Regions from separate parts of the Mus musculus genome. Here region 2 is linked to region 1. The links are chromatin loops, found by intact Hi-C in ENCODE. Cell type or tissue: heart. All regions are shown on one strand. Links, peaks and the distances in the headings refer to the core of each region. The heading gives the core; the rest is flanking DNA.

Region 1 (2,939 bases), core at 342-2,841:
GTATGAAAAAAAAATACACTCTGAGTGTATACCCAGGAGTCTTATAGGTGAGTCTTGAGGAAGGTATATTCACAATTTTCTGAGAAACTGCTACATTGATTTTTTAATTGACTCTACTTCATTGAATTCCTGGAGAAAAAAAAAAAAAGAAGACCAAACTTTTAAATATTTGTATTTACTTTGCAATCTGCTCACTTTCTCCTTCCAGGTCACCCTCTCCCACAATCCTCCCTCTCACACTCCTGCCATTCCACTCTGAGAGGATGATACCCAGATATACTGCACCCTGGAACATCATGTTTGTGAGGCTACTAGCATATTCTTCCACTGAGGCCAGACAAGTTTGCCCAGATTGAAGAAAATATTCTATGCACAATCAATATATTTTGGGATTACTCCAACGTCAATTATTCAGGCCCACATGAAGACCGATATGCACATGTGAGGATAGGTCTAAGAAAACCAGTGTATGTTCCTAGACTGTTGGTTCAGATTTTGAGGACACCAAGGGTTCAGGTTGGTTGACACTGTTGGTCTTCCTTTGTATTCCTGTTACCTTCAAGGACTTCACTCTACTCTTCCATTGGAGACCTTAATCTCCATCAATTCTGTGTATGGGTGTCTACATCCCCATGAGTGAGCTGCTAGATGGAGTTCCTTAGAAGGCAGCTATGCTATACACTTTTCTGCTAGTAAATTAGAGTATAATTAATAATGTCATGGGTTAGTTCTTGCCTACAGGATAGGTCTCAAATATAGGGTGTACATTGATTGGTCATTCTCTCAGTTAAAGACCAAAGTTTTAATGTGTTTGATCTGGTAAATAATGGGAATTTTAACATTATTTATATATTCCATCTGAGATTTTGGGGTGAATAAGAAATGAATAGGTTGTCTTAATGGCAATTTGTTTTATTGACAAGTAAACCAGGAGTAATATGTGCTGGCTAAGCTTCTGCAATCTGGCACATAAACTATTGATTTCTGACAGGAAGGAACCTCCCTTGAAAAAAAATGCTTTTAAAATATCTATCTGTAAACCATTTTTCTTAATTAGTCATTAACTGGAGTGTTCTATTACATTGTGGGTTGTTCAATCCCATGGAAAAATTTCAAGGGTGGTATGGAAATCATAGTGCACAAGCCAAGGGAAGGACATAACTAAATATCATCCCACTATGTGTCTGCATTAAGGAGCTAGCCCTGTTTGACAGTGAATGGAAGTATATGACAAATAATTACTTTCTGTCCTGCTTTGGATTTTGGGAGTCATGGAGTTTCATTAGAGTAGTAGAAACTATAACTGAGATGTCAAACATGGTTTAAATTGTGACTGCTTGAGTTTGTGTTCCATGAAAACAATAAGACTCAGGAATTGTTGAGAAATGCAGATTTTGTAAACAAAGTTAGATCCACCTGTTCTACTGGTTCAATAATCACATAAAGGTTAGTCTTCTTCATTAATACTCCAGAGGCAAACTCTTCTCTTCATAGAAAATTCAAAAAAGATATACACAGTAGTGCGCTTAAATAATCTCCTAGATAAAAATTCATGAAGTCATTCTTCTAAATAAAGGTATTAATCATGTTAAATAATTTTAATCTACGAAATATAGTACAGTAATAATTGTTTTATTAAAGGGGAAAAGCTAAGAGAAACAAAACATAATGACCAAAAAGATCATGAAGTAATGGTAAACAAAATATTTTTTAGAATTTCAATCAAATATAAATCATGATAATTGTAATACTCAAGTGATTATTTTGTGCTTTTTTTGGCAAACAACTAAAATTGGGTAGTGCAAATGGAGAAACTACATTAGACTCATTTTCTCTAATTTAAATTTCAATACAAACAGCTTACTTTTCTTCAAAAGGCTCAGTGTATTTAAGTGTACTAAATTATGACACATTGTAGATAACTGTGAACTATTTTATATATGCCGTTATTTTAAATGCTCTGACAGAAAAATAGTTGTATTGTGTGACATTATGGTAGCTATAACTTTAGTAAAGAATATCAAATCCCTAGTTAAGGAACTGTGTGTTCTGAACATTTTTGTCTTCTTCCTTGTTTACACAGGTGCACTGTTATGTGTAACAAGCCATAAGGAATAATTTTTATCTTAACACATAGAACCATCTGGGGATTGAAATAATTATATCCAAAGAAGGCTTGACTCACTCAAACTTCCAAAGTTTTCAAAAGCCATTCTCTATTTACTACACGCTGGCATCACAGGTTACAATACAATATGTGTTACCATCTCAGCTTGCCACGTGTGTAAGATGTAAAAATAAATAGAAATTGCTGCCCTATAATTTATATCACAACAGTGTTCCTGGTATTCTTGCTCTTAGAAACGATATGCCCCTCTATATCAGAATGTTCCCTGGGATTATGTGCAGGGGCAATGTTGAAGATCTATATGCTGGGCCTAAGTTTCAACAAAAATCTTGTTCCCTGTATGTAACCTAGTTGTGGTGACCTGTGATGCTATCAGTTATTGCAAATGGACATTACTGATGTGGATGATGCTTACACTTATCTGTGGTTGTAGGAATAAGGCTTAGAACTTAGTAAGGGATAATGGGGTATAAAAATTAAAGGTAGTATATTCTTTTCTTTATCTGTAACAACACTATTCCTGGAATATTGTTTAGGTTTCTATTACAAGGTATGATTTCTTTATGTTCAGAGTTGACCACCACCATATTCGAGTGTGAATTATTTGACATTCCTCAATATTTAATCATGTTGATGATGACCTCAAGTATATAGATGCTGTTGCACCTGGGTAAGAACTTTGAGTGCTTCATCTCCCTTAGAATTTTTGTTCAGTATTTTGTAGTACTGTGTTAGTTACTCTGTAGGAAGGAGGCTTTTATATTTGCTCCAAATCACATTTTCTGACTCCTACGTTTAAGGTGTCTTCAAC
Region 2 (2,939 bases), core at 241-2,740, 140 kb after region 1:
GGCTGTCACTCAGGTAATAGTCACTACTAGTCTTAATGACTAATTTTTCTCCCAAGCACTTCTCTATGTGCATGCTTCTAACAACGCCTAACTATGGCTGCCAGGGTCTGTGCCTTCCCCTAAATCTGATGCAATCCTCAGGAGAGAGTAGGACAAGGTTCTTGGGACATGGATCTTAAGTGGAGAAGCTGAATCAAATAATATCTAAAATAAATATGACATTGACACTTACTTTATCTTTATGTCAAATATTAAACTCAAGACAATAAGCTTCTTTGAGCTTCTTGTCCTCCCTAACCCCTTGGTAAATATTTTGTAACCTATATATACAATATATATTGCCATAAAAAGACAGGGTCTGATATGGGAATATCTCCTCTGGAAGCTAAGTTTAGTAACTGAATATCAAATAAAATAGATGTGTTTGCCAGTGATCAACTATGCTACTTTATACACACACCAGTATTGTCTTGAAGTAAGAATCCATATATGAGAAAATAACCTCCAAATGTTTGTCTGTAAATAAAATTTAAATTAGAAATTTCTAGAAAAAGTTCAAGACCATTTTTGATGGCTTCCTCTCTGAGCTTGTGTTCTTGAATTCAGCAGAAAACTCTGCTACAGCAAGTCACATGAAAGAAGACAGCATTCAGCACTGCTGCTTTATTTCTGCATCAGGCCCTGCACTCATGACCCACCATATCATGGTTCTCTCCTGGCAGTTTTTAAGATGATTATTGGCAATATGGAAGTATATATCAAATAAACCCTTTTTTGTTCATACTTCATGGTAGAAATAGTAACACTAACTAAAGCAAGTTAGTAGGAAGACTTTGGAGTAATGTTGTGACAGGACAGACTGTGTTTTAGCATGAGTTTTGTAATTTAGGGCTAGAAAATAAAATAGCGTGTTGAGAACTCAATGTGGTGTTCTTTTGGAGTTTGAATGACAAGCATGTTTGAGAGTAGTCTCGTGGATAGAGTCCTGGCTTATGAATTTTCAAAGGGAAATTTAAAATTCGATGGGGCCATTAGGTATTTTGATTTAAGATTCTGTCATTAAGTTATTTGTTGATATTTTGATCTGTAATTAACAAGATATAATAAATATCAAATGCACACCTTTGCTTTTTGGGAACACTAAATTCTGGTCAGCTGGATCTGAGAAATTAGCTTTGATTAACAAGAGACCAGCATCACTGAGAGGAAATCTTCTGGAAGGTGTTTATTGACAATCATCACATTGAAGCTTTGTTCTAGATAGGACTGCAGTTCTTATCTCATACTGGTAGCCAAAAGTGGTAACTTAATAGGCACACAGGCAGTATTAGTTTTGAATGCATGACAAGGTCATGGAGAGCAGCTGAGGCTAGAGACTGTGTAGGCTAGGAGAAGATACTTATGTAATTTTAGCCTCATTGACAGTTTAAAGCCTATGACTGAAGGGGCCATGCAAACATGTTTAAGGTTGGTACCTTGAAGACACCCTGTTACAGGCTAGCATTTAAAATATAGCTCAGGTGTTTTTGGAGGTGCTAGTACCAGGGTACTACACAACACCTGTAGTGGAGTGGAGCCTGCCAGAACCTTGGAGAAAAACTGAATGTGCTCCAAAGGGCAGAGTTGGAAAAATGATAAAAGCTATTTGGAGTAGCCCAGAATATCATGACAAAATCCTATATAATTGAAAATTAAGTAATTAGGAGTGTTGAAACTTGAATCTGCTCGAGTTGCATTGTGACTGTGCTACACCTGAAAGACTGAATATTTAAAAGAAAATTTTAATTTCTAGTGGGAGTTTATTTTTAGTATTTTACCTATTTTACATCATGACCATAGTTTCCTCTACATCCTGTCATTCTAGTCCTACCCAACCTCTGTGCCCAACACTACTCCTCCTATTCTCTTCAGAGTAGGCCAATTTTGATTGGTACTGACCAGCCATGGTATATAAACTTGAATAATAAATAGGTACCTCTTCTCAAAGGCTAGACAAGCTAACAAAATAGGGCAAAAGATCCCATAGGAATCTTACTAGAATAGAAACATCCCCTGCTCCCTGATACAAGTAATATAACAGCAACAAGCTACACAACCATACCATATATGTAATTGAACTCGGTCAGACCCATGTATACTACCTTATTTTCAGTTTAATTCTTGTGAGTTGTCAATAAGTAATGGTCATTATCCTCTTGGCAGTTTCTTTCGGTGCTCTTGACCTATCTGGTTCTTACCAACATCCCTCATTATTTTGCAGATGCTAGAAACCATAAGAAATATTTGGCTGTCTGTATCTGCTTAGGGTCTATGCATTGCTTTCATCTGTTTTTGTGTGAAGCATCTCTAATTACCAGTTGGGCTAGATAGTAAACTGTGAGCATTGCATAATATATTTAGCAATCATTCCTTTTTTCCAATAATATTTGGTTCTATAGTGGGTCTATGGAATATCCAATGTCTGGCTCTAGGATCTCCGGGCAGTATAAAAGGTGGGCTCATTCTAATGGCATGAATCTCACGATGGACCAGGCATTAGTTGATCACTCTAATATTTTCTGTGCAGCTTATACCCAAGCATATCTTGTGAATATGAAGAGGTGTAGGTCAGAGATTTTGTGCCAGGGTTTGTGCCCCAATCTCTCTACTAGATGTCGTCCTTGGTTAATTACAGGAGATGACCAGTTCAAATTCCATAACCCCTGTTGCTAAGAAATCTAGCTAATGTAACCCTTCTTGATTTCTGGGTGGTTTCACTGCCCTAGGCTTCTTGCTCTTCTCAGAGATGGCACCCAGGTTACAGTTTTCTGTTACTCCATCATGTACAACACCAGATTCTTTCTGTTGCCATCCCAACTCTCCACATTCTTGCAGTCCCCTCTCCCTATCCACCAATGATTTCTATTCTGTTTCACCCTTCTAAGTGAGAGGTGACATTC

What was found. Peaks named below come from ENCODE experiments on the same cell type or tissue, not always from the same donor. Only the 100,000 strongest peaks of a DNase experiment are listed, where the experiment ranks them.
Region 2: it touches region 1 in a loop (2.9-fold over the local background); 4 of 42 quality-filtered maps call a loop at or near these places.

Annotation. Positions count from the first base shown.
Region 1 is chr17:38,753,913-38,756,851 of GRCm38, reverse strand. No RefSeq gene overlaps it. Among named protein-coding and RNA genes, the nearest start is that of Esp31, 120 kb to the right of the region's middle. In heart, for the core only: no CTCF peak of the experiment used is centred there; no DNase peak of the experiment used is centred there.
Region 2 is chr17:38,613,659-38,616,597 of GRCm38, reverse strand. No RefSeq gene overlaps it. Among named protein-coding and RNA genes, the nearest start is that of Esp31, 24 kb to the left of the region's middle. In heart, for the core only: no CTCF peak of the experiment used is centred there; no DNase peak of the experiment used is centred there.